Linked DNA regions of Homo sapiens: region 1 is linked to region 2. A link is a loop called in an ENCODE intact Hi-C map of the cell type or tissue named here. Cell type or tissue: endothelial cell of umbilical vein. All regions are shown on one strand. Each heading gives the region's core, and the rest is flanking DNA. Links, peaks and the distances in the headings are about the cores only. Region 1 holds the start of TEX36 (testis expressed 36). Region 2 holds the start of LOC124902522 (a long non-coding RNA gene).

Region 1 (15,171 bases), core at 4,281-12,280, 130 kb before region 2:
TTCTGGCCAGGTTTCTTTGTTCAGTTTTGATTTTCCTGGACAAATTTGTTAGAATTTTAAACAATCATTCAAAAGGAGAAAATTGGAACATATGTTAACCAGCGGTCATATACCTTGTTTAACAGAGCATAAGACTAAATACAGAGGAGATGCGAAACATATTTGAAAATGAAGTTTCAGTTCTAAGAGATTTTCTGCTCTATTGGTTGAGACAAAGTGAATGTGTGTGAAATACTGAGTTGGAAATGGCCGCTGTTTTTAGGTTTTAAATGTCGTCATTGTCTTCCTCCCTCCTTTCTGACTTTAGCTTTCATCTTAGGATGCAGGAGAACCAGAACTCTGCCCTGGCCCACCGCCTTCATCTGTGTGGTGTTGGTGGCACATGATGTCCGTCATTTGGCCCCTGGCCTACAAGAGCTCACCTTGTTGAAGCGCTAGGCATTTCAGCAGGCCCTGTTTTGTGCAGGTTAAGGAAAGGGAATTAAAAGGAATCCTCTTATAAAATCACTGCTCAATAATTTAACAGCGTCAAGCAAGTGCATTAAAACAAAACCTGTTTTATGCTGGCATGGAACTTGGCCTCAGTACGTCTGGGTTCTGCTGTGGGCTCTGGCATATATTAGCTGTGTGACTGTGGGTGAGTCACTTCACTTCATGGAGGCTCGGTTTCCTCGTCTGTAGGTACGACAATTACTAACACCTGCTTCGGCTTCAGTCCGCATCCCTGCAGTGAAACCAGTGACAGACGAGACTGTAATGAAGGGTCTCCTCTCAGAGATGTGGGCAGGGTTACAGGAACTGACAAGGAATGGTGCAGCTTCCTGGGACCAGCAAGAGCAGGAAGCCTGTCTATCCCTGGGCCAAAGGGGTAGGGAGAGGGCACTGTGAGCGGGGAGAACTGTGGCTGTGGGGAAGGGGCTGCCCGGCAGGAGCTATGGACATAAGTAGACAAATACAGCCCCTTCCAAATTCTGGCCTGGTAGGGATAGAGCCTGGGGGGCCAGTACTTTGAACCTGTGATGTATCAGAATGTGTTATGTACATCTCTTCCCAATTCCATGTTCAGTGATGTCAGTAGCTTGAAATCCACCATGGTGGAAGTATTTATGCATGGAAATTGGCAGATGCCACTACAAATCAGGCTGCGTTTCCTCTGGAGAGCTGGTTGTGAACCATTTATGAGCACAACACTGTCTATCTCCTTCTGCCCTTCTGATTCCCACTGCTATTTCCTATGGGATGAATCCAACCAGAGCCAAAGCATGGGCTGGGCGCAGTGGCTCACGCCTGTAATCCCAGCACTGTGGGAAGCCGAGATGGGGGCGCATCACCTGAGGTCAGGAGTTCGAGACCAGCCTGGCCAACATGGTGAAACCCTGTCTCTACTAAAAATACAAAAATTAGCCAGGTGTGGTGGTTGGTGCCTGTAATCCCAGCCACTTGGGAGGCTTAGGCAGGAGAATCGCTTGAACCCAGGAGGCGGAGGTTGCAGTGAGCTGAGACCGTGTCATTGCACTCCAGCCTGGGCATCAAGAGTGAAACTCTGTCTCAAAAAATAATAATAATAAATTCAAAAGCAAAAAGAGCCAAAGCATAGGGGAATAGGGGATACAGCCTTTACAGCTTAGACTCCAGACTGCAGAACAGGGAATAGATGGAGAATGACTGGGAGAGGGGTACACACAAAAGAAAGATAACCAGCACACGTCTTAGGGTTGTCGTGAAAGTTATATAAAACAATGAATATAAAAGTACTTAGTAAACATTGACGTGCCTTTCATGTGTTCTTCCTTAGTTTTGCAAAGTACGTTAGAGTTTGCAGAGTATTTATAAGGTGCTATGTGAGCACAATGCTGAGAAGTAGACAGCACTGTGCATCGTCTTCTGCACCCTCCCCCTGCCCTGGCCAGGCTAATTGGAATGAAGTTAGGCTTATTCTTGTTAGAATTTGGGGAATTAAATGATCAAATTAAAGATAAGAGAACACCCGCTGGGGTGGCAGAACCTTCAGGCTGTCCTTTGATTTTGCTTCTCTGTCTCTTCCATGGTAATTAAACTTTCGGCTGGGCAATCATCCCACCAGGACAATGCCTACTTTGCAGCTCCCTTTACAGTGAGGCCTGACTATGTGGTTGAAGTCCTGGCCCACGAGAGGAAGTGTTGTATGGCAGCTGCCAGGAAACTTCCTTAGGAGGAAGCAGCTGAGCCAACTGGGGTTGGCCCAATATGATCCATGGGGACACGCCCTTTCCCCTCTACTTCCCTTTCTGCATTCTGCTGCCTGGAACGCAGATGCCATCTGGGGCCAAGTGATGACAGCTGCCCCCTGGAGCTGGTGAGTGGTGGTAGGTGGGAGGGAGCCTCATCTCTGAGAATCCTGAACAGCAGAGCCACCATATCGAGCCTGGACTACTTCCCTCTGGACTTCACTACGCAGAGAGAATAAATGTCTATCATGTTTAAGCCCCTGTTAGTTCGGGTTTCCTGTCCCAGTCAAATTTGTTCGTAATCAATATAGTGCGTCTTGGCAAGGCTGTGAGACGACAGAACTCCCTTGCACTGCTGCTGCTGGGAGTATTTCTTTACACCTGGGCTTTGGAGAGCAGTGGGCAATGCCTGGTAAAGGTGAAAAATAGTGTCTGTTGCACTGGGTTTGTCAGCAGGTAGCAGAAATCCTGGAAGGGTTTACTCCACACACAACAGTATTGCCTGGTACAGCAGCTCTGCAACACCAAAAGAGGTGGCCCACCACCTTTTCCTCCTCTCCTTACCATGTGGCTTTTGGCATCATAGTGCAAGAGGACCTGTGCATCTCCGGTGTCACATCTAAGGGCCACCTCTGGCCCTTCAGTGCTGGCAGTGGATAAGGTCCTCTATCACTACTACAGCAACTCTCCTTGGAAAACCTAGGAGGGTGACTGGAGGAGGAAAGGGTGGAGGACACAATTTCTGAGTGAGAGAGCAGCTGGACAGGTTGTCCTGCATGTGTTTACTCTCGTATTCACACGGAGTAGCCAAGAGAATTGGCAAGACACAACATTAAAAAAAAAAAGAAAGAAAGAAAAGCAGAAAACACCTTACTGAGTAGAAGGGAGGCAGGACGTGTGTGTCCAGGCCCCGAGAGAAACGCCAGATTTCACGAGCAGCCTTTGCAGCCCTGGGGATGCCAGGTGGCCCTTGGCAAGGCTCATGAGCTCTGGAGCTGGCCCATGACCTTGCTGGGACTTGTGGCATCCCATCCATTGCTGTATGTCCCTTGTTTCCTATTTGTAAATGTTGAAGGTTGTCGTGGAGAAAAAATAAAAACAGGTGAATGTTTAGTTTAGCACAGCACTTGGCATATAATAATTATTCATGAGTGTTACTTCCTCATGGTCTCAATGCTGTGCCAGGCAGGTAAGAGTGGCTGTGAGTGAGTCCTGAGGTTGGGTCCGAGCTGAGACACAGAGGCTGCCACAGAAGGAGATGGTAGGCAGCGTGGGTCCTGGGTGCAGCAGTGCCACTGATGCAGACAAGGTCACCCCCAGCCTGGGACTCAACTTACTTCTCTGAAAACTAACAGGTTGGAACATACAGTTGCCAGGGGGACATGCAACTCAAACATTATTGGTTCAAAAATTGAGAGGGTACAAAATGTTTGCCATTACCCCCAAATCATCTTGTCCTTACCTGTCTGAGCTGACCACAGGGCTTCCTCAGCTGGGACCTGGTGGCTCTTTGCCTCTTACCCTGGGGAGTCACAGCTGCAAGGAACCAGTGGCAAGAATCCTCCGAGGGTTTAGAAGACTCCTTTGCCCATTGTGATGGGTGAGTTCCCATTCCATGACAACAATGGGCACCCGCACCTTCCCCTCCTGGAAGAGGCTGAGAAGTAAAGATCAGGAACAAGGAGGAGGAGGAGCTTCCCAGACGTGTAGAGCTTATGAAGTTTAGGAAGCAGCTTCCCAGACATGTAGAGCTTATGGAGAGGTGAGGGAGCCAATCTCAGCCACATTCAGCTTCCTGGAGAGAATGACCAAAGGGCGACGCTTCAACCCACCTTCAGACAAGGATGGGAGATGGGTAAGGAAGATGGTGGCCCCTGGTGCCTTTCTCATGCCACGTGGGTGTGGTCAACAGTCTGAGGAGTTCCAATCCTGCTTCTACTATTACTGAAGCATGACCTTTGACAAATCACTTCACTTTACTCAACCTCAGTTTCTTCATCTGTGACATGGGAATCCTCTAACACTCTTGCAAAGATTGAATGAAATAATGCATGTAAAATGCTCAGCACACTGGAACCTCGTGAATGTCCACTAAGCAGTCATTCCTGCTCTACTTTTTCTTTCTTCCTTAACATCTATTTTCTAACATACTACAGAACTTATTCTCTTATCTATGTTATTTTTCTCCCCTTGCTAGAATATAAGCTCCATGGAGCTGGGATTTTTGTCTATTTTATTCACTGATGTATCCCCAGTGCCTAGAACAGGATCTGGAGCATAGAAGGCACTCAATACATATGTGTTGAAGTAATTATATTATACTAGAAACCTCTAAACAAATTCTTGTTGGCTCCCAATCCAATTCCTTTAGCCCCTCCGGCCTATGAAATGAGAAGAGTCCAGGAATGCATCATTTACTCATCTTCATCACTTGAAAACTTTCCCTTTCCAGCTTCACGCTCTCCCCCAACTCTTGCTCTTCTGATGTCACTTACAGAGCCTGTGGGATTTTTCACTCTTCTACCATCTTCAGGAAACATTTGGGTCACTCCTAAGTGTGAGGTCTTAGCCTTGTCGGCCAAGCACTTCTCTCCTTTGCTCTTCAACATGTATATTTCATGGCCGACAAGCCTCAAGCCTTTCCCATTTCTGATTTCTACAATTCATTCACAAAAAGAATGTTAAGGGGAAATCACAGCAGTAGACTCGCAATGAGAAACATAATCAGAGAAAAACCTGACGTCGACTTCTTTTAGGGTAGCAACAGGTAAAAAATTGTTAAAATTTTAATTTGTTTCAAAGAAAAACAGAAAACACTTCAGCAAATTTGGGTCTGAAGGCTTTAAAAAACTGATCTACCCACTTGGATACAACCTTGGCTAAGCAGCTTAGTCTTTCTAAGTCTCAGTTTCTTTGTCTGTAAAATGGGAGCATAATGTACCAAGGGTAGAAGACCATGGTGGGGGATTCACGACTCATTAACAAGTGCTCAGTACAATGAGTGAGCACATAGAAACCACTTAACATATATACACTTTGTATGTATGTGTACATATACGTGTATACACACAAATGTATACCTTGTTTCATTCCACAAAAATTTAAAGCATGGAAAATGTACACAATAAAATAATACAGTATAAATCAAATAGAAAGTTATAACTAGTTTTATAAATACTTTAGAAAGAGAAGAGGCTGAGTCTGAGAACACATATAACATAGACATAATATTAGGTATATTTCCAGGATTATATGGTAGATATTTGGGCACCACATTTGACTCTGAGTTCCCTGGCAGCCAAAGTAAAATGAGAGATAATGTCAACTCCATAAAGCTAAGTTCCCATGAAAAGAAAAATGTAAGTTGCTCAGATTAAGTAGCTTTCCCTCTAGCTATTACCTATGTATCAGTTACAATTGTTAGCCTGAATTTTATAGAAGGCTGACTAAAGTGACTACAGTGTCTTAACCAAATAGGGATTTATATTTCTTAAGTAACAATGAAACCTAGAAGTTGGCCATCCCAGGCTAGTACAGCTGCTCAAGGGAGTCATCAGCAGCTCCCTTTTCAGCATTCTGTTTTGCCATCCTTAGTGTGGGATGACTCCAGCTCCAAACAGTGAATCCACAACTCAGGCAGGGAAATAAGAGGAAGGTCAAAGGACAAAAAGATGGAAGGCGCCTGTCACCTAAGTCTGCCCCTTTTTATCAGGAAAACAATACTTTCCTGCCTTCCCTGGAGCCTGCTCCCTAGACCTCTGCTTCCATCTCACTGTGTCACATGGCCAATTTAGCTAAAAGGGTGTCTGAGGAGGTGTTTTTTTTAACCAACCACATGGCTGCTGTGAATGAAGAACCTGAATTCTGTGGTAAGGGGGAAAGCGAGAATCAACATTTCATAGGAAGAAATTTTATTTTATCCTTCTATCAAGACCCCAGAAACGTAGCCCAGTCCCTGGGTTTTAGGGAGAAAGGCACTGTTCCCCAAAGCTTGGCTTGGGCCTTTGGCAAAAATCCTTTCTGCTGTCAGCACCTAAGAGCATAAAAAGAATAGTGCTGATCATGAAGTTTCCCAAAGTAACTTGTAGACGAGGAGGGAAAAATTAAAGAAATTATTGGCTTTGAGTCAGCTGCAGCCCATTTGGGAGGACCGTAATTGCCACATTAGAGGTGACAGTCATTTTGCAGTTGACCTTGCTGGTTGCAATCTAGCTATTGCCAGGTAGGAAAGACTTTTTCCACACACTTGCCCCTTCCTATTTAATATTTCAGTCATTGAGTGACTGAACGAAGCAAAAATTTCACCGCCAACTTGTTAAAAAGCTGTATTTCACGGTTACAATATCTAACAGAAGGGTTTATTTCACAGCTATCATGTTATAGCCATTAAATATATATTTTAAAAGAGCGAAATTAAAACGCTAGAGCCATTTTTTACAGTGATTTAGTCTACAGACCTGCTGAATACAAATGAACCCAACTCAGTTGTCATTTAACTGGTGAGAGACATCATTCTTGATGTTAGAACAGCCTCCCCCAACCCCCAGCCTGATTTTCCACAACTTCCGAGAGGGAAGTGTTGACTCAGTCAGACTGGAGGAAGGGTGAAGGAAAAGGTTCAGAACCCGAAGACCCTTTGTATTATTTATATTTACCTCTAAAAATATTTCTTTGGAAAACATTTTAAAAATAGAAGATAGAATGAATGAGAAAGATATAGGTTGACTTTGAACACATTTCTAGAATATATTAAGAGAGGAAAGCAAGGTGCAAAGCAGTATGTATGATATAATCTGATTTTTGTAAAGCAGTGTAAGTCTTCTCACAGGCATAGGTGTTTGTATGTGATCATATGAGTGCTTGGTTGCTAATATTGTTATCTGGGGTTGGGGAGTGCGACAGGAAGCAGAGAAGAAAGCAACCCAAAGCTACCGTAAAATAATAAGGCAGAGGAGGGGCGTCAAGATGGCTGACTAGAAGCATTGCGTGCCCGCCTATCCCACTTAGAAGAACCAAAATAGTGTACAGGCAGTCACACTTCAAATATGTTATCCAAGAGAGAACGCTGGAATTCAACAGAGAAGTGACAGGAAACACCGTACGTGGGGAAAGAGAAAGGAAAAAGGCAGCCTGCCTGGCCGGGATCGGCTGGGAGCCAGGAGTGACTTCCCAACATGGGGAAAGGGTAAGTGAGTAAGTGAGAGACTTCCGGCAGCCCACATGCCCACTGTAGAAATGTGTAACTCTGGCCATGGAGAACTTCTCGACCCTTCTCTCCCTGAAACTAACAGAGAGAGTCTCCCGGAAACTGTGGGATGGAACTCCTCTAGGGAGGAAGGTCATGCTGGGTTCCTTTCTGAGACCCAGGCTGCTATAGCAAGGTGCCATTTTCAAATCTATCTTTTGACAGACTGCACGCTCTCCTGGGCCCCAGAAGCATCTGGACTGAGGCATTATGGAAACTTGGGCTGTTGCTACTGGGACTGAGGAGTGAGCTGAGAGCACTTCCACAGTTGAGGCTAAGAAGCAACTGAGGCACGGGCTGCAGCTGCAGCTGCTGGTGCTGGGTAGTGAGCACTGCCAGGAGACTGGGGTGTGAGCGAGGCACAAATTGACACTGGAACTAAGTTGTCAGCTTGGCGGGGGCGGGGGGGGTGCTCCTGTAGCCAGAGCCAAGGGGAGCAAGCTAGACATGGGCTACTGCTGCCAAGGTTGGAGGGCAAACCCTGGCAGGACTGGAGCATGAGAGGGATGTGTGTTCCCCATGCACCAGCCCAGACTGTGGCCACCAAAGACAACCCCTCCCTCCAGTGACAGGGCCTCAGCACAGCTGCTACCACCTCTCAGCTGAGCACTCCACCTGGGGCCTGCTCCTGCTCACGATGGCTGGTGCCTGCTGTCATATTTTGGGGGCCTGAGCGCAAGCCCACCCAGCCGGGCTTTGCCTCCTCTTCCATGACAGAACACAGAGCCTCACGTCCTTGAGCTTGCCCAACCCATCTACCACCTTGAGTACACTCCTCCCAGGGAACTCAGATTGGGCCTAAACTCCTGGCCACTACCATCTCAGCTGGCCCCCATGTGCAAGCACCACCTGCAGTCCTAGAGACTGGCCTGCCCAGCCCATCGCAACCACTGCCAACATCAATGCACACCACTCAGGACCCAAAAAATTATCCTGCCACTGCTACTGCCATCACCCATGCCACACCAGCTGCCTAGGGGCCTGAGAACCCACCCACCTGCCTCGTTCATTGCTGCCACTACTAGTATCAAAGCAAGCCACCGGGAGGCCCAAGAATTGGCCCACCAAGAACTGCCAAAACAGGTGCCAGCTTATACTACTCTGAGGCACAAAGATAGACATGCTCAGCCAACTGCTGCCACCAATGGGGCCTGAAGACTGACCTACCTGGCATCTCAGTCCCCAGCACAACTTCATCACAGCCTCTACTGTTAACCACACCCTAACACACTGAGGAAATCACAGGTACCACTAATTGTGGTTACAGACAAAGAAATCATATAAAGCCTGCATGACTACATGCATGCAGAATCAAAGCCAAAGTACTCTATCCAACTGACACCATGGAAACATCTTCAGGAAAATGTCCTCCCTTATAAAAGTAAATTTAAAAATAGGAAGAAGAGACTGTTACACCAGATGTGCAGATAGCAATGTAAGGACAGAATAAACATGAAAAAGCAAGGAAATACACTTCCAAGAGACAAAATAATTCACCAGCAATAGATCTTAATCAAAAAGAAATTTCCCAAATACCAGATAAAGAATTGAAAATATTCATTTTAGGGGCTGGGTGCAGTGGCTCATGCCTGTAATCCCAGCACTTTGGGAGGCCGAGGTGGGCAGATTATTTGAGGTCAGGAGTTGAAGACCAGCCTGGCCAACATGGTGAAACCCCATCTCTACTAACAATACAAAAATTAGCTGGGCATGATGGTGCATGCCTGTAATCCCAGCTACTCAGGAGGCTGAGGCAGGAGGATCAATTGAGTCTGGGTGGCGGAGGTTGCAGTGAGCCAAGATCGCACCACTGCACTTCAGCCTCGGCAATAGAGTGAGACTATGTCTCAAAAGAAAAAAGAAAAAAAAATTCATTTTAAAGAAGCTCAGTGAGATACAAGAGAAGGCTGAAAAATAATACAAAGAAATCAGAAAAATAATTCAGGATATGAATGAGAAATTTTCCAAGGAGAAAGATATTTAGAAAAGAAAAGAACCAAATAGAAATTCTGAAATTGAAGAACTCATGGAAGGAAATACAAAATACATTTGAAAATTTCAACAATAGACTTGATCAGGAAGAAGAATCTCAGAACTTGAAGACAGGTCTTTTGAAATAATCCAGTCAGACAAAAATAAATAAAAAAGAATTGAAAAGTATGAGCAAACTCTTTGTTACATTTTGGATAACATAAAGTGATCAAACATTTAAGTTATCAGGATCCTCCAGAGAAAAGAGACAAAGAAAAGATTAGAAAACCTATTTAACACAATAATAGATAAAAACTTCCCAAGTCCAGAAAGAGATCTAGACATTCTGGTACAAGAAATTCAACAGTCCCCAGGCAGATACAATACAAAAAGGTCTTCTCCATGAAATGTTATAGTCAGACTATCTAAAGTCAAAGATACAGAACAAATTTTTTAAAAAAGCAAGGGAAAAGCATTAGTCATCAATAAAGGAAACTCCGTCAGACTAACAATAGGTTTCTCAGCAGAAACCTTACAGGTCATAAGACAATAGGATGATATATTCAAAATGCTGAAAGAAAAAACTGCCAGTCAAGAATGCTATTTCTAGCAAAGCTCTCCTTTACAACTGAAGGAGAAATACAGTCTTTCCCAGACAAGCAAATGCTGAGGGAAGGACTTTTTTACCATTAGATTGACCTTTTGAGAAATACTCAAGGGATCCCTGGAAGTGAAAGGACAATATTTACCATCATGAAAACATACAAAAGTATAAAACTCACTCGTAGAACAATCACACAAAGGAGGAAGAGAAAGGATTCAAATTGTACCACTACAGAAATCCACCGAACCACAATGACAAGCAGTAAGATAAAAAGAAAGGAAGAAAGAAGATGTAAACAACAAGAAAACAATTTAATAACATGATAGGAACAAAGCCTCACATATCAATAATAACTTTGAACAGAAACCTTAAATTATCCATTTACAAGATACAGAATGGCTGGCTGAATGGAATTTAAAAAAAAAAAGATCCAACTATATGCTGCTTACAAGAAACTCACTTTGCCAGTAAAGACATATAGATAGACTGAAAATAAAGTCATGATAAAAAGATATTCCATGCAAATGGAAAACAAAAGTGCACAACAGTAGCTGTACTTAGATAAAACAGTCTGTAAGTCAAGAACAGTAAAAAAAATACAAAGAAGGTCATTATATAATGATAAATGGATCAATCCAGCAAGAGGATATAACAGTTCTAAATATATGGCTATCCAACACTGGAGCACCCAGATTCATAAGGCAAATATTATTAGATCCAAAGAAATGGACTGCAATGCAATAATAGTGGAAGTCTTCAATTCCCTACTCCCAGCATTAGACAGACAATCTAGACAGTAACTCAACCAAGAAACACTGGATTTAAACTGAACTTTAGGCCAAATGGACCCAACAGACATTTACAGTTCATTCTATCAAACAACTGGAGAATATACATTCTTTTCATCAGCCTATGGAACATTCTCCAGGATAGACCATATGTCAGGCCACAAAACAAGTCTCAGCAGTTTAAAAAAATTAAAGTCATTACATATCTTCTCAGACCACAGTAGAATAAAACTAGAAATCAATACCAGGAGGAACTTTGGAAACTATGCAAATACATAGGAATTAAACAACATGCTCCTGAATGACCCCTGGGTCAATGAAGAAATTGGGATAAAATTAGTGGGGAGGGGCCAAGATGGCCAACTAGAAACAGCTGTGGTTGGAGGTTCCTACTGAGAAGAATGAAAATGGTGAGTGAATCCTGCACTGGCAACTGAGGTATCCTGATTCTGTCAGAGACTGACTAGGTGGTTGGCATGACCCACAGAGAGTGAGGAAAAGTAGGGTGGTGTGTCTGCCCACCTGGGAGCCACATGGGGTTGAGTTCCCACCCCCAGCCAAGAAGGGTGGTGAGTGATCATCTTGCCCTGCCCTGGAAACCATGCTTTATCCATAGATCTGTGCAACCCATGGATCAGGAGATCCCCCTCATGAGCCCACACCACCAGGGCCTTAGGTCCCAAGCACAGAGCTGTGCAGATTCTCAGCAGCCACTTGGTGGGGACTGCCTAAGACTACCGAGTTCCTGGGGGGAGGGGTGGCCATCATCACCGTGGGTGCCTGCTGCCTAAGACGACTGAACTCCCCAGGAGAGGGGCAGCTGTCATCACTGTGGCTGCCTGCTAAGACAACTGAGCTCCCAGGGGGAGGAGTGGCCACCATTGCTGTAGCTCCAGTCTGCCATTTTTACCCTGCTGGTGCTGGAGAGACTGGACCATGTGGACCCAGGAGGAATTTCCCACAGCACAGCATAGCAGCTGTGGCAGATCGTGGCCAGACTGCCTGTTTAAGCTGGACTCTGGTCCATCCCTCTTCACTGGATGAGGACTCCCTGCATGAATTTCAGCAACTCCAGCCAGGGGTTTAAGGACAGAACTCTTGTCTCCCTGGGACTGAACCCCTGTGGGGAGGGGTGGCTATGGTCTCCCTGGATCAGCAGACTTAGTCTTCTCCCCTGCTGGCTCTAAGGAACCTGGGCAATCTGGATGAGCGGAGATTCCCCCAGCTCAATGCACCCACTTTGCCAAGGGGCAGCCAGAGTGCTTCGTTAAGCAGGGCCCTGGTTCCCATGCCTCCTGACTGGGTGAGACCCCTCAGTCAAGTTACACAGGAGTGTTCCTGCTGGTATCAGGTCAGTGTCCCTCTGGGACAGAGATCCCAAATGAAGGAGCAGGCTGCCACCTTTGCTGTTCTGCAGCCTCCACTGGTGGTAATTCCAGGTGCCAGAGGGACCCAGGCAAATAGGGTCTGGAATGGACCTCCAGCAAACTGCAGCAGTCCTGTGGAAGATGGGCCTGACTGTTAAAGGAAAGACAAACAGAATGCAACAAAAACAATAGCATCAACAAAAAAGTCCCTGTAAAAATTCCATCCAAAGGTCAGCAGCCTCAAAGATTGAAGCTAGAAAAACTCACAAAAAGGAGAAAGAATTAATGAAAAAATGCTGAAAACTCAAAAAGTCAGAGTGCCTTTTATCCTCTAAATGATGGCAACACCTCTCCAGCAAGGGCACAGAACTGGGCAGAAGCTGAGATGGATGAATTCACAGAGGTAGGCTTCAGAAGGTGAGTAATAACAAACTTCACTGAGCTAAAGGAGCATGTTCTAACTCAATGCAAAGAAGCTAAGAACCATGATAAAACATAACAGGAGCTGTTAATCAGAATAACCAGTTTAGAGAGGAACATAAATGATCTGATGGAGCTGAAAAACTCAACATGAAAACGTCACAATGCAACCACAAGTATCAATAATTAAATAGACCAAGAAGAGGAAAGAATTTCAGAGCTTGAAGACTGTCTTGCTGAAATAAGACAGGCAGACAAGAATAGAGAAAAATGAATGAAAAGGAATGAACAAAACCTCTGAGAAATATGGGATTATGTAATAAGACCAAACCTATGACTGATTGGGGTAACTGAAAGAGACAGAGAGAACAGAACCAAGTTGGAAAACGTACTTCAGGATATCATCCAGAACTTCCCCAACCTAAAAAGACAGGTCAACATTCAAATTCAGGAAACACAGAGAGCCCCAGTAAGATATTCCACAAGAAGATCAACCCCAAGACACATAATCATCAGATTCTCCAACGTGGAAATGAAGGAAAAAATGTTAAGGTCAGCCAGAAAGAAAGGCCAGGTCACTTACAAATGGAAACCCATCAGACTAAGGGCAGACCTTTCAGCAGAAACCCTACAAGCCAGAAGAGACTGGGGGTCAATATTCAACCTTTTTTTTTTTTTTTTTTTTTTTGAGAGAGAGTCTCTCTCTCGTCGCCCAGGCTGGAGTGCAATAGTGTGATCTTGGCTCACTGCCACCTCCACCTCCTGGGTTCCATTGATTCTCCTGCCTCAGCCTCCTTAGTAGCTGGGATTACAGGCACCTGACACGATGCCCAGCTAATTTTGTATTTATAGCAGAGACGGGGTTTCACCATGTTGACCAGGCTGGTCTTGAACTCCTGACCTCAAGTGATCAGCACACCTTGGCCTTCCAAAGTGCTGGGATTACAGGCATAAGCCAGTGCCCAGCCTCAACATTCTTAAAGCAAAAAATTTCCAACTCAGAATTTCATATCTGGCTAAACTAAGCTTCATAAGTGAAGGAAAAATAAAATCCTTTTCAGACAAGCAAATGCTGAGGGAATTTGCCACCACCAGGCCTACCTTGCAAGAGCTCCTGAAGGAAGCACTCAATATAGAAAGGAAAAACCATTACCAGCCACTGAAGTACAAAGACCAATGACACTATGAAGAAACTACATCAACAAGTCTGCAAAAATAACCAGCTAACATCATGATGACAGGATCATATTCATAGATAACATTAACCTTAAATGTAAATGGGCTAAATGCCTCAATTAAAAGACACAGAATGGACAGCTGGATAAAGAGTCAAGACCCACTGGTGTGCTGTATTCAAGAGACCCATCTCACGTGCAAAGACACACATAGCCTCAAAATAAAGAGATGAAGGAAAATTTACCAAACAAATGGAAATCAGAAAAAAACAGGGGTTGTGAGCCTAGTTTCTGGACAAAACACACTTTAAACCAATAAAGATCAGAAAAGACAGAGAAGGGCATTGAATAATGGTAAAGGGATCAATTCAACAAGAAGAGCTAACTATCCTAAATATATATGCACCCAATATAGGAGCACTCAGATTCATAAAACAAGTTCTTAGAGAACTACAAAGAGACTTAGACTCCCCACAATAATAGTGGGAGACTTTTACACCCCACTGTCAATGTTAGATCATTGAGACAGAAAATTAACAAGAATACTGAAGACTCAAACTCAGCTCTGGATCAAGGGGAACTGATAGATACCTACAGAAGTCTCCATCCAAAAAGAACAGAATATACATTCTTCTTGGTGCCACATGGCATTTACTCTGAAACTGATCACATGATGGGAAGTAAAACACTCCTCGGCAAATGCAAAAGAAGTGAAATAATAACAAACTGTCTCTCAGACCACAGTGCAGTCAAATTATAACTCAAGATTAAGAAACTCACTCAAAACCACACAACTACATGGAATTTGAACAATCTGCTCTTGAATGACTCCTGGAAAAATAATGAAATTAAGGCAGAAATCAAGTAGTTCTTTGAAATCAATGAGAACAAAGAGACAATGTACCAGAATCTCTGGGACACAGCTACAGCAGTGTTAAGAAGGAAACTTATAGCACCAAATGCCCACATCAAAAAGCTAGAAAGATCTCAAATTGACACACTAACATCACAACTAAAAGAACTAGAGAACTAAGAGCAAATGAACCCCAAAGCTAGCAGAAGACAAGAAATAACCAAGATCAGAGCGAAACTGAAGGAGATAGAGATACAAAAAACATTTCAAAAAAAATCAATGAATCTAGGAGGTGGTTTTTTTGAAAACATTAATAAAATAGACCACTAGCTAGACTAATAAAGAAGAAAAGAGAGAAGAATCAAATAGACACAATGAAAAATGATAAAGGGGATATGACCACTGACCCCACAGAAATATAACCAAACATCAGAGAATATTATGAACACCTTTATGCAAATAAACTAGAAAATCTAGAAGAAATGGATAAATTCCTGGACACATGCATTCTCCCAACACTAAATCAGGAAGAAGTTGAATC
Region 2 (15,171 bases), core at 4,851-12,850:
TAATGGCATCTATAATAGTAAATCCTTTCTAGAAGGTTTTCAATTTACTTTGCTCAGATCCATCAGAAGAATCACTACCTATGGCAGCTATAGCCTTATGAAATGTATTTCTCAAATCATAAGACTTGACAGTTGAAATTACTCCTTGACCCATGGGCTGCAGAATGGATGTTGTGTTAGCAGGAATGAAAACAACATTCATCTCCTTGTGCATCTCCATCAGAGCTTGCCAGAATCATTGTCAGTGAGCAGTAAGATTTTGAAAGGAATATTTTTTTCTGAGAAGTAGGTCTTGACAGTGGGCTTAAACTATTCAGTAAACCATGCTGTAAACAGATGTGCTGTCATCCAGACTTTGTTGTTCCATTTATAGAGCCCAGGCCCAGTAAATTTCCCATAATTCTTAAGAGCCCTGGGATTTTCAGAGTGGTGAATGAGCACTGGCTTCAACTTAAAGTCACCAGCTACATTAGCCCCTAAGAAGAAAGGCAACCTGTTCTTTGAAGGTTTGAAGCCAGACATTGACTTCTTCTATCTAGCTATGGGAATCTTAGATGGTATCTTCATTCCTCTAGACGGCTAAGGGAATCTTAGCTGGTATCTTCTTCCACTAGACAGCTAATTCATCTACATTGAAAATCTATTGTTTAGCATCGCCACCTTCATCAATGGTCTTAGCTAGATCTTCCGGATAACTTACTGCAACTTCCTCATCAGCACTTGCTGCTTCATCTTACACTTTTATGTTATTAAGACAACTTTCCTTAGACCTCATGAACCAACATCTGCTAGTTTGAAACTTTTCTTTTGCAGCTTTCTCACCTCTCTCAGCCTTCACAGAATGGAAGAGAGTTAGGGCCTTGCTCTGTATTAGACTTTGGATTAAGGGAATGTTGTGGCTGGTTTGATCTTCTACCCAGACTACTAACATCTCCATCTCAGCAATAAAGCTGTTTTGCTTTCGTATCATTCATGTGGTCACTGGAGTAGCACTTTACTTCCCTCAAGAGCTTTCACTTTGCATTCACAACTTGGCTACCTGTTTGGTGTAAGAGGGCTAGCTTTCAGCCTGTCTTTGCTTTTGCCATGCATTTCCTGACCAAGCTTAATCATTTCTAGCTTTTGATTTGAAGTGAGAGACATTTGGCTCTTCCTTTCATTTGAACATAGACGCTACTGTATGGTTATTAATTGGCCTAATTTCAATACTGTTGCGTCTCAGACAATAGGGAGGCCAAAGAAGAGGGAGAGAGACAAGGGAACAGCTGGTTGGTGGAGTAGTCAGAACACACACAACATTTTTCTATTAAGTTTACTCTCTTATATAGGTGTGGTTCACAGTGCCCCCTAAAAATTACAATAACAGCAAAGATCACTAATCATAGATCGCTATAACAGGTATAATCATAATGAAAAAGTTTCAAGAATTACCAAAATGTGACAAAGTGAGCACATGCTGTTGGAAAATGGCACTGATAGATTCACTTAACACAGGATTGCCATAAGACCTTTGATTGGTAAAAATATGCAATATCTCCAAAGGGCGATAAAGCATAGTGCAATAAAATAAGGTGTGCCTATAAATAAATTTAGAATTCAGCAAAACTCAGTAAAATTTATGCTTGAAAATTTCTATAATAAAAAGTAATTAAGAGCCAGGCATGGTGGCTCAAGCCTGTAATCCCAGCACTTCGGGAGGCCAAGGCAGGTGGATTACTTGACTCCAACTTTGAGACCAGCCTGGGCAACATGGTGAAACCCTGTCTCTACAACAAATACAAAAATTAGCCTGGCGTGATGGTGGAATAGTCCCAGCTACTCAGGAGGCTGAGGTGGGAGGATGGCTTGAGCCGAGGAGGCGGAGGTTGCAGTGAGCTGAGATCATGCCACTGCACTCCAGACTGGGTAACAAAGTGAGGCTCTGTCTCAAAAAAAAAAAGTAACTAAGAAAAGAACACAATTCTTTTTAACTAAAGCCACATTGAGAAAGATTCAGCAACGATCTAGATTTCTGAAACATCCAAAGACTCAGGATTGAGACTGTATGAGCTTGGACTGAAATGCACATTTACACGGGGGTCACTTCTGGCATCGCAGAGGGAGAGGACAGCTCTGTGCTGCCTGCCAGACAGACCACATCTGTTGGGAACATTGTCCGCGACAGTAGACGGCACATTTATTTTTCTCAGGTTCCTCTAACATGCTACAAAAATCAGGGCATTATTCTGTGTTGTAATTTTCCATTGTTGAGATGCAAATTTACTAAATATATTTCTGATAGATTTCATTTATATTCTCTGTGTCACCTGGTATGTGAGCAAACTTCTCTACCTGCCTTCCTGGAATCCACAGTATCAGCCATCTTAATGTTTTATTAAGCTTTTCAAACACATCATCAATCCCCCAGCCAGAATCCTGTGCTTTACATGGCTTTAGTCCCAACACAGCTTCCCAGGGATATTTGCCAAAATATTCTTGGATTCATTTGTAATCCATCTACCAACTTATATTTGAAGGATAATTGTTTGTACAAATACTAACCATATTATTATGCCTGTTGATGGCTACCTAGATGATTGGTAAATTATACGAAGGTCACAATAAATAATAATATAACGATAACCACATGTGGAAAATCAAAAGAATATAGGCTAGCTTTCATTCAAGGTATCTCTACATTATGCCAGAGTTCCTGATGAAAACCAAGGAAATTGCACCTCTGGGTCTTTTATTTACCTGCTGCCAAACGTCTACACATTTGGACAGAGGGTGATGGATGGTTTTCAGTGCTGTGGACACAGATATGTCACTATGGGCAATTCAAAGAAGACCAGACTTAGATGATGAAAAAGATGATGTTGAAGGGAAACTTGGAGGGAGAAAATCCAGGGGATAGGGATACATTAGAAGAGGATAAAATGCCAGGAATGACAATGACGGAGCAGCTGGCATGTGCACACACAGTTACATAGTATCACGCTCCAAAAACATAGTGTTGCCTCAGACCTGTGAAGGTTTAATGGAGATACTAAGTAATTTACAAAGGTCTTTTATCACCTTCTTTATTCCACAGGGGTAAGCCGAGAAGGAATGGAATGAATTTCTAAGTGCATAATTCTTATTTCTTGCCGTTCAGCCAGCTGACTGACCTCTCTCCACACTGGCTCATAAATTTCCCACTCCTTGAGTCATGGGTCTGAAATACAAATTGCCCCCCAAAATAATAACAAAAACAAAGAGTGTGCCATTTCTTGTGGCATTTTGTTTCCGAGGCTAGCCTTTGATCTCTGTATCATCACAGGCCATTCTGCAGCATATTGAGAAATCAAGCTACTGTGTGTTTTTTCCACTTGAGCCATTTGTCGGCAGATACTATAAAAACCCCAGTCGTTTCTCTTGATCTTTATCAGAGATTGCTGTTTTCTTTGATCTCCTCCCCTGTGTGTGACATTTGTGCATGGCTTCCCCATTTAATTGTCTGTCTTTTGGTTGCTGTTTGAGTTTAAAAGTTAATCGTAGCTTTCCTTTTTCTTTTTCTTTTTTTTTTTTAACTCTTCAGTTTTTGAGCCAGTCTTCCAGGTAAAGTATTGTGATTTCCTAATGACGTCTCGTCAGTTAGGTTAGTAATGTCTGCCTCTGCTCAGTTTTGCACAGATAGTACATTTCTGAAGTTACGAGGAGAAACCCCTCACAGAAAAGTCCAGACGGTTGTTGTGCATCTTGGTTTGCCATTATCTGTGTGGAAGACATCAAGGCTGGCTTGCAAAGTGTAAACCCGCCTCCCTGCAGAGCGGCCAGCCTCTCCGGTTCAGCCCAGCTTCCTCAGTTTACCCCCACGCACCTCCTTTCACTGTGACAGCCACCGAGTAGAGGATAAAGTAGAAAAAGGAATGTACACATGCGCCCCCGACCTTCTCCCCACCCTATTTGAATGTTGAGGATCTTTTTACAGATTTCCCTAGCGGTGGGGGCCTCCAGAGCCCACCCCGACGAATGCTGAGGCCTTCTGTACAGTTTCCACAGTTACAGCCACATTCTCCATTGGGACTTCTAACTGCAAATATCAGGGAAAGAAGACTGACATTTAGTTTGGCACATGATATGTGCAATGCGTTAGAAGCATCTCTTGTACAATCAGCAGCCCCATTTTGCACATGAGAAAAGTGAGGCTGATGAAGTTAATAAATGAATTTCTTTCCTCTCCCCGCTGCTCTTGTGCCTTTTTAAAACTCTCGTGTTTTTTTTTTTCTCCTTTCTGTAGTTGTACAGGCACCTCTGGGCTCTCACAGCTCAGTACTCACGTTCGTGTATCAAAATCTATAGTTAAGCTTTGCCCCCTGTGAGTGCAAATGGCTGGCGAGCATGTGCTGCCAAGCAGCGGTCCCCGTGTGGAAGAGGAGGCTGAGAAAATGCAGTCAGGCTTCACTTCAGAACAAAACACTTGAGAACACACTTGAGACAGTACAAAACACTTCAGACGTGGCCGGTAAACAGGCCTGAGCTCCCCGGGAAGGACCACATGGGCACAGTGGACCTTTTCCCGTTCTGTTTCCTGGTATCCACATCAGCATTCGGAAGATGTCTGGGCACAGCGGAGGGGTCCCATAAATCACCAGGCCAGCAGACTCACCTCCAGGGTGGGGAAGTCTTAAACCTTCCCCCGCCATGTACCCCACAGAGTACGTTATTCAAGGACAGGCACCTCTAATGACCATCAGCACCCTGGGGGACCGTGTGGGGAGTGGGGCACACAAGGACCTGTATGACTGATGACAGACTCTTCCTCTGTGACACGCATCACAGTTGTGATTAAATAAGTTTGGGTAGGTATTTGCTTACTGTCTGTTTTCCCTAGGAAACATCACGCTTCTTGTGAGTAGGATCTGTGACTGCCTGACTCTCCGCAGCACCTCTGCAGAGCCTGGCATGTAGAAGGTGCTCAGTGAATACTGGTTGAGTGAATAAACAAGGTATTTATGCAGGGTGGCTTTTATTGGATGAGCTACGAAAGATCCCCTGCGGTGCTGAAGCAAAGGCCCCCAGGTGGAGAGGGGAAGGCGACCTGAGGGGAGAGGAAAAGAAAGTTCTATCAGGGAAATGAATCCCTCAGAAGTGGGTGGCTCAGTCAACGGCGAGTGGAACGGTGTCAGTTGGGCTCAGGGTTCAGACTGGCAGCTGGGCGAGAGGCCTGGGAGGGGATGTGTGGGGAGACAGGGCCTTCTGCGTGGGGCTGGCAGCAAGCAGGACTACAGGAAAGGGCTGGGCAAGGGCAGGCCATCTCCAAACTTCCTGCTTGAAAATATCAGGAAAAGGGAGGAATAAAGGAGGGACAAAGAAAAAGGAAGAGGACCGAGAAGAAATGGAAGGGAAAGAGGATGAGGAAGACACAGAAGAGGGAAGGAAGGAAGGGAGGAAGGAAGGGAGGGAGGGACGGAGGGAAGGAAGGAAGAGCAAGAGAGGTAAAATGGACAAAGGAAGATGGAAGGTAGGAAATAATGAAAGGAGGAAGAAAAGAGAGGGAACGAAGGAAGAAAGAAGGGAGGGAAGAAAGAAAGGAAGGACAGAGGAGAAGGGAAAAAATTATCTTCTATTGACAGAAAAACCCTGAAGACCAGGAGAACATGGTTATTTTATAAAACGTCACAAAAGGTAAGGGGAAAACAAACAGTGGAGAAGCGGGAGCAGCTAATCTGTGATCTTGATGGAGAAGAGGTGCTGCGTATGTATCCATAATGAAAGACCAAGATTGACAGGAGGAAGATGGGCCAGGCAGGAGGGTATAAATAGCAGCGCTGGCTTATTTGTAACTTTCATTTTTAGGTAAGGATGATTGGCACATGGATGGCTTGGATGAAGGGAGCCCCCTGATCTTTAACTTGCAGGTCACATGGAGAAAACTTTGCAAAAATGCTCCAACATGGAGATGTCAACTTGAGTGACAGCCCTGTGCGAGGTGCCTTGCTCCGGCTGCCTTCTTTACATGCATGGCTTCACAGAAATGATGACTGCCATTTGAACAGAAAGACATCCTTCCCAACCGGGGTCAGGAAACTGACAGGGCCCACCCATTAATAGAAATAACTGTCATTTAAAATAAAATGCTTGGTGGAAAACTTCAGAAATCTATTAGATAACATGGGGCCTGTGATCAGGGCACCCATGAATCACCGTAGAGGATGCTGGTGCTCAGATATGGCGCAATGAATGGGCAACGGTCACATCCCCAGCAGTCGATGCAGCCAGCCATATGGCTCCCTCATGCAGAACATGCAGGCGCCTTCTCCTGATTTACAGCCCCTACATCTTAATCAGGAGCTTTCCTTGTGGGACAATGCAGGAGGGGATCTGCATGAAAGGATGAATGACAACATAGTTTATGATTTGAAAACTTCTTACAGCAAAAACTTTTTTGGTGCTTGGAGTTGTTTGGAGAAGGTTCTTTCCTGTCAAAACAACCAAGCCAGTCATGCTCACTCCTGAGAGTGAGCTCAAAGCTCAGAACCTCCTCTGATCTTCCATGATGTCTTATTTTTTGACCAAATAAAATATTGCATAAGGGACAACACTATTCAAAGGGTTATCATGGCATCTAGGCAGTTTTCCTTAAACATTAAATATATTTCTTAATTAGAGGGCTCTGAACTATACAAAAATGGTGGTGCTTGATGGTAGGTTTGCAGAAAGTGGACGTTTGTGGCCTGTTCTTGGGTGTATGATGTCTGTGGTTTGTGCTCAGACTGGTGGTGTAAATTACAAACATTGGTGCCATGCCTTATGCATCCATGATCTCATTTGATACAATCTTTAGAACAATAATAAGATAATGATTAATGTGACCCATTTCACAGAGGAGACAACTAAGGTGCAGAGCAGGTAAATGACTCTCCCAAGAGCAGCCACGTTGAGAGGAAGGAAGTTCTTGAACTCCAAGTCCTCAGACTGCATTCACTGGGACAACTCTGAGATGTGGGTGTTATATCTGTCACTCGGTAGATGAGAAAACTGAGACTCAGGGGTTGTGCAACTAAGGAGAAGTATAAAAGGAATTCAAACTTTGTCCATGCTCCATTCTATGAAGAGCTTTCAAAGACGATGTCAGCCTTCTATTGCTAGGCAACAAATTTTCACAATTGCAGTGGTTTAAAACAACACTCATTTGTTATCTCACAATTCTATAGGTCAGAAATCATGGGCTCACCTGGGCTCTGCTTAGGATATCACAAGAGAAATCAAAGTACCAGCTGCTGGACTCTTAGCTGGAGGCCCTGGGGGGAGAACCAGCTTCTGAGCTTATCCAGGTTGTTGCAGAATTCAATTCCTTGTGGTTGTAGGACTGAGGTCCCCCTAACATTACTGACAGTTGGATGAAGTTTGTTCTCAACTCCTACAGGATGCTATCCAGCTTTTACATGTGGCTCCCTGCATCTTCAAAGTCAACAACAGTGTTTTGTTTTGTTTTCTGTTTTTTTTTTTTTTTTTTTGCTTAACTCTTGCTGATGTCCCTTTCTACCACCAGCCAGAGAAAATTTTCTGGTTGTGTTAGACCCATCCAGATAATATCCCCATCTTAGGGTCAACTGATTAGTAACCTTAATCACAGCTGCAAAATCCCTTTGCCATATCATGTAGCATAATCAGAGGAGTACTATCATATACACATGAGAGGGAATTACACAAGACTGAGGGCCATCTTAGAACTCTGCCCACTACAGAGATCATGGGCTGGGAATTGCCAGCTCTTAGGTGCTCAGCAGGGCATCCTTGGTTGAAGGGAACACACCAAATCCTTCCCCCCAGGAGGTTGAAGCTGACTCTATCTCTACTCAGGGCACCCATTGTTCCTGAGCAGTAAGAGGTAGCTGGAGACTGCATGCTCCTTGGGGGCTGGGGATCCAGCCACTCACTTGCTCTGGGACCCTGCCAGGCCACATTCTCTCTGAGGCATCATTGTGTTCTCTGTTAACAGGTTTGGGGCCCAAAATTGAAGATTGCATCAGGCCCCACAATGTGCAAACACTGTACTAGGCACTGTGGACAACCCAAGAAAGGAATGAAGCACGGTTCCTGCTTGCAGGGCGCTTACACATTCAATCAAGGAAATAGCCCAACTAACCAGAGTCCAACAGACCCAAGGTTTCCAGGATGCAGCTTCCTTTCAGTACCCAGCCAACAAGTCCCAGGCTGTCCTGCAACTAAGGACGTCTGTTTTTGTCAGAACCCTCAATCCCACTCCCACTCCAAGAGTTTCCAAAAGTCTCCAAGAAATGCACTGGCTTGGTGAGCCCAGCTGAACTGAATCTTAGCACTTCAGCTATGTGTGTCCACTCCCTCATGCCACAGTCATGATCTAGGCTGCCAGAGCTCTCCTTATACATCCCAAGTGTGAACACGGGCACTTAAACTTAATTCCACAAAGTTTAGCAAAGACCAAACCATGCTGATGGCCATGGGGATCTGGGGGTAGCATCAGGGTTTACAGTGCAGTTGAGGACAATTTTTAAATCACCTCTTGAACAAACATCTAGAGTGCATTGGTTGTGGCCTTCATGGGATCCCCTTTTGGCTCTCCTTAGGTGTCCAGCCCAGACACTACTCCCAACAGGGCTGGCCAGGTTCCCACAGGAGCGAGGGGACAGCTTTCATCATATTCTTCCAACCCTCAGTGGATTCAGCTCAGAGGAGGAAAGAAGCCCACATTTCCCTCATGACTGGTTTCCCATCAGCATCATGGTGATCTCGGTTGAGAAGGAACCTCCTTGCCTGGTGCAGACAGCCTTTGAGCGTCAATCCACAGTGCTTGATCGATTGCACTGTGGCCTCATCCTCTCCATGCCAGTGTGGGCTTGGGGTCTTCTCTGCAAGATCACAAGGACACTGAAGTGTCCTTTCTACCCTCTAATAGACAGGCGTGCAGTCTTTCCCCAGAGACAAAGTTGACCTCCACCTAAAGTGAAGGAGGAAATTGTGGGCAACTTTACAATTGCGGTTTCCCTCCTTTTTAGCCATTCTGGTTTTTAAATATATATATCAGGGTGAGCTCAGTGTCAGAGAACCCAGTTAGCAAACATAAAATGAGACATGGGATGCCATGAAGGAGTGTCCCAGGATGAGTTCCCTGGAACAGACTCTGAGGTAGAGAACTGCATGTAGGTTTCTTGAGAGATGGATCCATAAGGCAGTAAGGATTGGGCAGAAGGAGAAGTGGATCTACAACAGATACAACAGAGGCCCAGCTGCTCCGGTGGGAGCTCTGAAGCCAGGGTGACCCTTCAGCATTGTCCCCAAATGGAGGGAAGTAGGCTGGGCTTGGTTTCCCTGCTTCAGCCAGTCACCAGCCGTAGGCTGCCTCTGCAAGAGCTATGACCTTGGGCTGGGCTATTCCCTGTGGCTAAATGCAATTGCCAGTGAGGGCTACAGCTGGGGGAATGTATGCTTTGGTCCTAAAGAGGGGATCTGGGCAGAGTGCCCCAGAATCCACTATAAGGAGGCACCAAGAAAGGCTGAGGGTTACAGAGGAAGTAGAAATACATCCAGGAAGGCTTCCTGGAGGAGGATTAGCAATGTATGAGCAGCATTTGGAGAAACAGTATGAGGTGGAGAAGGGGACCTGCCTCACAAACGCTGTGGGCCCAAGATCTGTGCCCACCTGAAAGCCTGCTGTGATTGTGAAGACTGACAACAACTCCTCTTGTCTCTGGAAAGCAAGAGGCTTGGGCTTTGTGAATGCCGGGATGCCTGCAGCTCTAACAGGGTTTGACCCCTTGATCTTCTGTCCATCAGAAAAATGCACAGGGAAATAAAAATAATGGAGAGGTTAATTAATGGGGCCTGCAGACTTCTTTTTAACCTCCTCCACTTCACTATGTCAATAATAACTTGAGAGTCGACTTTCCCCAGGATGTTCCAAAGCGTGACTAATTGCAATAACACCAAACACATTTCCCCTCTTCTCCATCCTCTCCAACTTGAAAAATGATTTTGCCCTTTTCCAGATATATGATACAAAATGGCTGAATTTGTTTAAACACAGCTACAGAGTCAGAGTCAAAGCTCACTTACTAAGACCTGGGCACCCTCAGTGACTCCTTGGCACTTCTTTGGAAACCAAGCCCAGCAATACCTTGAGAAACTGATGCGCTGCTGTGGACATGAGGCCAGAGACCTATAGAATTCCCTGCTTCCATTATAAAAATGCTTTCTGAGAATTAATCTAGAATCACATAAACAAGATTTCTTCCTCTGAAAATAAATTTTGTTTCTAAGTCATTTACACTGTTTTTCCAAAGGCTTTATAAATACATTTATTTGTTCATTTTTATTTAAATCCTGAGACACGTGCCTCTCAAGATCAGTCGGAGTAGAAAGTTCGGTGAGGACCGGGCAGTTTACATGGCTGTGTGGGAAGTGCTAAGTGTGTCTGGAACACATTAGGGACACATGAGGCTGTGCTCACCACATGCCTGTCAGCTCAGAAGATCAAAGAGGAAGCTCTGCCATGCATTTAGTGTGTTCCTTGAACGGAGTTCTTGTTGCAGATTACAAAAACGGCCATAATTTGTTTAACTTCCTCTATCTGCCCCTTGGATAGTCCCCTCCCACACTGGCTCTGCACTGGCCTTATGTCTTACGTGGCTCCTGGGACATTAGCAAACAAGCCACCAAAGGCTTTAAAAAGTGTTCACACATTGGGGCTGGCTCTCTTGCTGCCCTGGGAAGCTGGGTTCATGAGAGCACATGGCTCAGCCATTCGTGTTGCCCGTAGCCATCAACTACCAGACAGGTGGGTGAGACCAGTCAGCCTCCACTTGATTCCTAGCTGACCATGAGTGGGTAGTGTCTCGCTGAGATCATCAGAAGGGCGTCCATCTGCGTCCAGCCCAAACTGCTTACCTATAGCATTGGAAGTGAAAGAAATGGAGATCTTAGGACACTCTGGGAGTGCTTTGTTATGTGGCAAAAGTGAATCAATTCAATATTCACCCTCAGTCTCTCCACCTATAAGATGGCGGGAAGTTGCCTCCTTCCTAGGTTTCTTGAAGCTTAAATGAGTCCTGGCCCAAAGTAGGTGCTCCAAATTTGTTCCATCCCTTTTCTGCAAAAGATGAGATACAGTGTGCAGTTGGTTGAATTACTGGCCCCAGTTCTTCCCCCCTCTCTACCAGCACATCCTTGCCACGACCCTTTTAAGGGAGTGCTCCTGTCCTTTCACCTTGGACTTGGCTCTTGTTAACGATATCTGGGCAGAAGTGGCAGCGACTGGTTTTGAGCCTACACCTTAGGCGACCTGGAGGGTTTCCATGAGCCCTCGAGTGCTTCCTGCTATTTTCATCAGAAGCACATGCCCTGGAGAGGCCCCTGGCTGCAGAAGCAGGATGAGAGCCATGTACTGGTAGAGCTGCTGCCAAAGTTTCCCCAACCAGAGCAGTTTGGAGTATAGCTCAGCCTAGATCGGTTGATGCCAGCTGCCCCACACATTGCTGAGAATGCTTCATTGTTGTTTTAAGCCACCAAGTTTTGTGGGGGAGTTTGTTACCCGGCATCATTGTGGCAATGGCTAACTGATACAGACAGGGTTTCAACTCACTGCCCACATGTGAAAGTCTTTGGTCTGGACAACTCCTACAAATATTTGGAAACAAGGCCAAAGGAGAGAGGGTATAGCAAGGGTTGGTCCCCTCAAGTTAACCATTGCAGAGTGCTCTGTTGGGAGCAGCACAGTGGAGAATGATAAGCCTTTCTACAACTTAGGGACAATCGGCATGTCTCTGGTGCTGTTAAATACTCTATGCATTAGCCTTTGTAACCCTCAAAGCAGTACCAAGAGGCAGGTACAGGAATCATACCTGCTCCCTGAGTCAGGAAACAAGCTGAGTGAGATTGAGAAACACAGCCCAGGGCTCTGGGAACAGGGCTCTTGAAGTGCAAGATCCAACCCACGGTCAGTGTCTCACACTCAGCCACAATTTAGCAGCCCAGTTCTACTTGGTAACACCAAAATCCCCCGGGTTTTCAGCTATTGCCGGACTGGGGTAGTGCTTTGTGCTTATTGTAAAGGCTCACAACACTGTTGCCTTGAAATATAACATTTCCATTCGTGAATTGAAGAATACCATTATGCAGGAGAACATTTCTTTATGCCCAAATTCTGTATTCATGACGGGTGTTCCACAAATTGTTTCTTTTCATGAGAAACCTCTGTGCAAATGCACGGCAGAGTACCCACTTCTGTGCACACGTTGAATTTTCACAGCCGAGTTGGCTGCACCTTCAAAAAGAGCGAAGTATTGTTAGGCCGCGAGAAACTTCCATGAACAGATAGTAAGGTATGGAAAGTCACTGCAACTGAACGATAAAATTGGAACTCTGGTCCTTGTTGCATGGTTTTCTCCGATACAGATGACTCTATCAGTAGGGGATCATATCAGTTATTTGCCAAACTTGGACTCCTTTAAGAATGAAAAGGGGCTGGGAGAACAGGTGCAACTGAGACTGTTATAGGTAAACCAGGAGTGCGGTCACCCCATCCTGCTAGGAGACTCAAAAAATAACAGCAACTGACCTTTGAAAGGACTTTAGCACTTACAGAGATGCTTCCCATACTCTGTGAAGCAGTATCAGATCATCATTTTACAGATGACAAAACTAAGGCCCAGAAAATGGCATTTAAGTGGCGTGTTAAAAATCACGTGTGCAGCAAAGTGGTGATTCCAATCGAGGTTTTCTAACACCAGATCTTAGATTCTTTCTTCTGCAGGATTTTGTGTCCATCAAATCTCCCATGACTTGCACATGGAGATTACGTGATAAATATTTGTTGGAGGAATAAGTGAATGTAACAGCCAAAGAAGTAACGAGTAACACAACCGTGTTGTATCTTGTGATTTCATATAGGGCTCAGAGGTATTTTGCAATGTAAGAGAAAGGCTCTGTTCTGTTGGAACTTCTCTGAAATTGCCTAATAACTTAATTGGTCTTTAATATGAAGAGGTTCCGCCAATATCCCCTTCTTCTGTTCTTGGGTTGCTAAAAAATGAGTACTTTGTTCTTTCCGGCGTGGGAGGATTTGGTTGATCTCTGTAATCAGCAGTAGTGGGAATAATATCTTTTTATGCATTCTCTGCCTCCCCTCACCCTCTCCAGCCACCCTTTTTTCCTCCTGAGTTTGATGCTCTTCATTGTGGTTCCCCTTCTGCTCTGTGTCAGGGGGCGCTGCTACCTTTTATAAAGACCTTGGGAGGCTCCCTTTTCCCCTCCAAACTTTCCACCAAGGCAGCGTCTGCTGTAAACAATTATAAAATCAGTTAAGTGGTATCGTTCCCCAAGTGCTTCTTTCTAACATTAGTTTTCATTTCTCTGAAAAAAAAAAAATTACGCCTAAGAATTGGAGGCAGTAGGCAGTGAGGTGGTAACAGTATGTCCTACGAAAATATTTTGGCCATGGCATCTATGATAGCTTTTAATGATTGTTTTAAACAATAATCTTTTTCTAGAAATAAACTCATGACAAAGATGGAACACATGTTCTGATCTCTCCGCACTCAGCTCCTGAGGCATCCTTGGCTACCTGCTTTTTTTTTTTTTTTTTAAAAAAACAAGTCTTGTTCTTTTGCCCAGGCTGGAGTGCAATGGCACAGTCTTGGCTTATTGCAACCTCCACCTCCTAGGTTCAAGGGATTCTCCTCCCTCAGCCTCTTGAGTAGCTGGGATTACAGGCACATGCAACCATACCTGGCTAATTTTTTCTATTTTTAGTAGAGATGGGGTTTTGCCATGTTTGCCAGGCTGGTCTCGAACTCCTGACCTTGGGTGATCCAACGGCCTCGGCCTCCCAAAGTGCTAGGATTACAGGCATGAGCCACTGTGCCTGGTCGGCTACCTTCTCATTTATAATCTCCACTCATTTGCCAGACATCTGAGGGACATGCTTTGATCTTGAGAAAGATCTTTCTCTGTCCTTCAAGATGAGGTACAGGGTTACTGTCTGCTCCCACCCAATACAGCATGATAAATAATGTTCACCTCAGCAAAGAACTTGAAGCTGAGAGTCGAGTCTCTCTTAGCACTGGACAAAAGAGCCCCACCTTTGGGTTTTAGGCCATGCCCGGGGCATTATTTTGCATCATCCAAGCAGGAGGACACAGCTGCAGACCAGGCTCCTGCTGAGTGATTGTCAGTTAAACGCAGACCCTGAAGTAAAATAGAAAAAGGGGCTCCCTTACCCCCAGGGCTCTTTGGTCTTGTCCCCACAAGCTGTAGAGGACACTGTTGTACCCCTCTCAGGCCCCCAGCTGTTGTCTCTCCTGCCCACCCCTGTACCTGTGGCCCCTTTGGAGGCCCGTTCAAGGGCTACTAAAATCACTTTGCCCACAGGTCCAGGAGCCCAAAAGGCCTGACAGATTGTGTTTCCCTGGGGCTCAGAGCCAATAACTGGGTGCAGGACAATGATACCCAGTGCTAGCCTCAAGACTGAGGTGTAACTCATGCTTCAGGCTCCCCACAGGAGCAGGCTGAGGCCAAGAGCTTTCCTAAAATTGCACCCTGGTGTGGCTTCTTCCCTTTCCCTGCCCCCACTCCCACCTGTGTCCCAGGAGCATTTCCTTCACAAATCTCTTGCACAGGAATTCTTGTCTTGAAGGAACCTAACCTAAGACTCAAGTTTGCAAGAAAAGTGCTCACTAGCAGAAGGCATGTATTTCAACAGGCATCTATTCAGAAGACAGCCCCCCTTGGTTTCTCCCCAGAGCATTTGCTCAGGGAACTCTAAATAAGGGATTTCTTCTTTCAACACATATGCATGACAGGGACAGCAGCAACCTCTTAAAGAGGACAATGGTGGCACTAACCTGCAGGGAACCCACAGTTAAGCCCATTTGTTGATTCAGCCCTTGTGCGTTCATCGAGGGCATAGGGTAATTTATACTAGAAATGGTGCTCGGTGTAAGGATACAAACAGGGCTAAGACCCTCCCCAGGGTGCCACGAGTGCACAGTGGGAGAGACTAAAAAAACAACACAGAGAGACAGCACAGGCACAGAAAGCTCTGGAAGCAGGACCGTCCTGTTTTCTCCCATATCTGGCTCCTGGGCAGTAGACTGTGTGCTCCCTGCAGGCAGGGGCCATGTCTTGTGTGCCTTTGCATCCCCGGTGCCCAGCACACTGGAGACAGCCAAC

What was found. A loop is a pair of places that touch in the nucleus more often than their neighbours do. Peaks named below come from ENCODE experiments on the same cell type or tissue, not always from the same donor. Only the 100,000 strongest peaks of a DNase experiment are listed, where the experiment ranks them.
Region 1: a loop joins it to region 2, with 9 times the contacts of the local background. A loop is called at or near these places in 1 of 110 quality-filtered maps.

The regions. Positions count from the first base shown.
Region 1 is chr10:125,671,830-125,687,000 of GRCh38, reverse strand. TEX36 (testis expressed 36) reads left to right here and starts at 3,838. Exons shown (of 4, transcript NM_001128202.3): 1 at 3,838-4,062. The coding sequence starts at 4,012. It overlaps LOC283038 (a long non-coding RNA gene), which reads right to left and starts at 3,758. Exons shown (of 5, transcript NR_033848.1): 1 at 3,670-3,758; 2 at 554-724. In endothelial cell of umbilical vein, for the core only: no CTCF peak of the experiment used is centred there; no DNase peak of the experiment used is centred there; H3K27ac peaks cover 1,238 bases.
Region 2 is chr10:125,545,247-125,560,417 of GRCh38, reverse strand. LOC124902522 (a long non-coding RNA gene) reads left to right here and starts at 4,894. Exons shown (of 2, transcript XR_007062333.1): 1 at 4,894-4,970; 2 at 5,598-6,113. RefSeq lists an enhancer at 14,716-15,171. In endothelial cell of umbilical vein, for the core only: no CTCF peak of the experiment used is centred there; a DNase peak (open chromatin) is centred at 9,827; H3K27ac peaks cover 1,383 bases.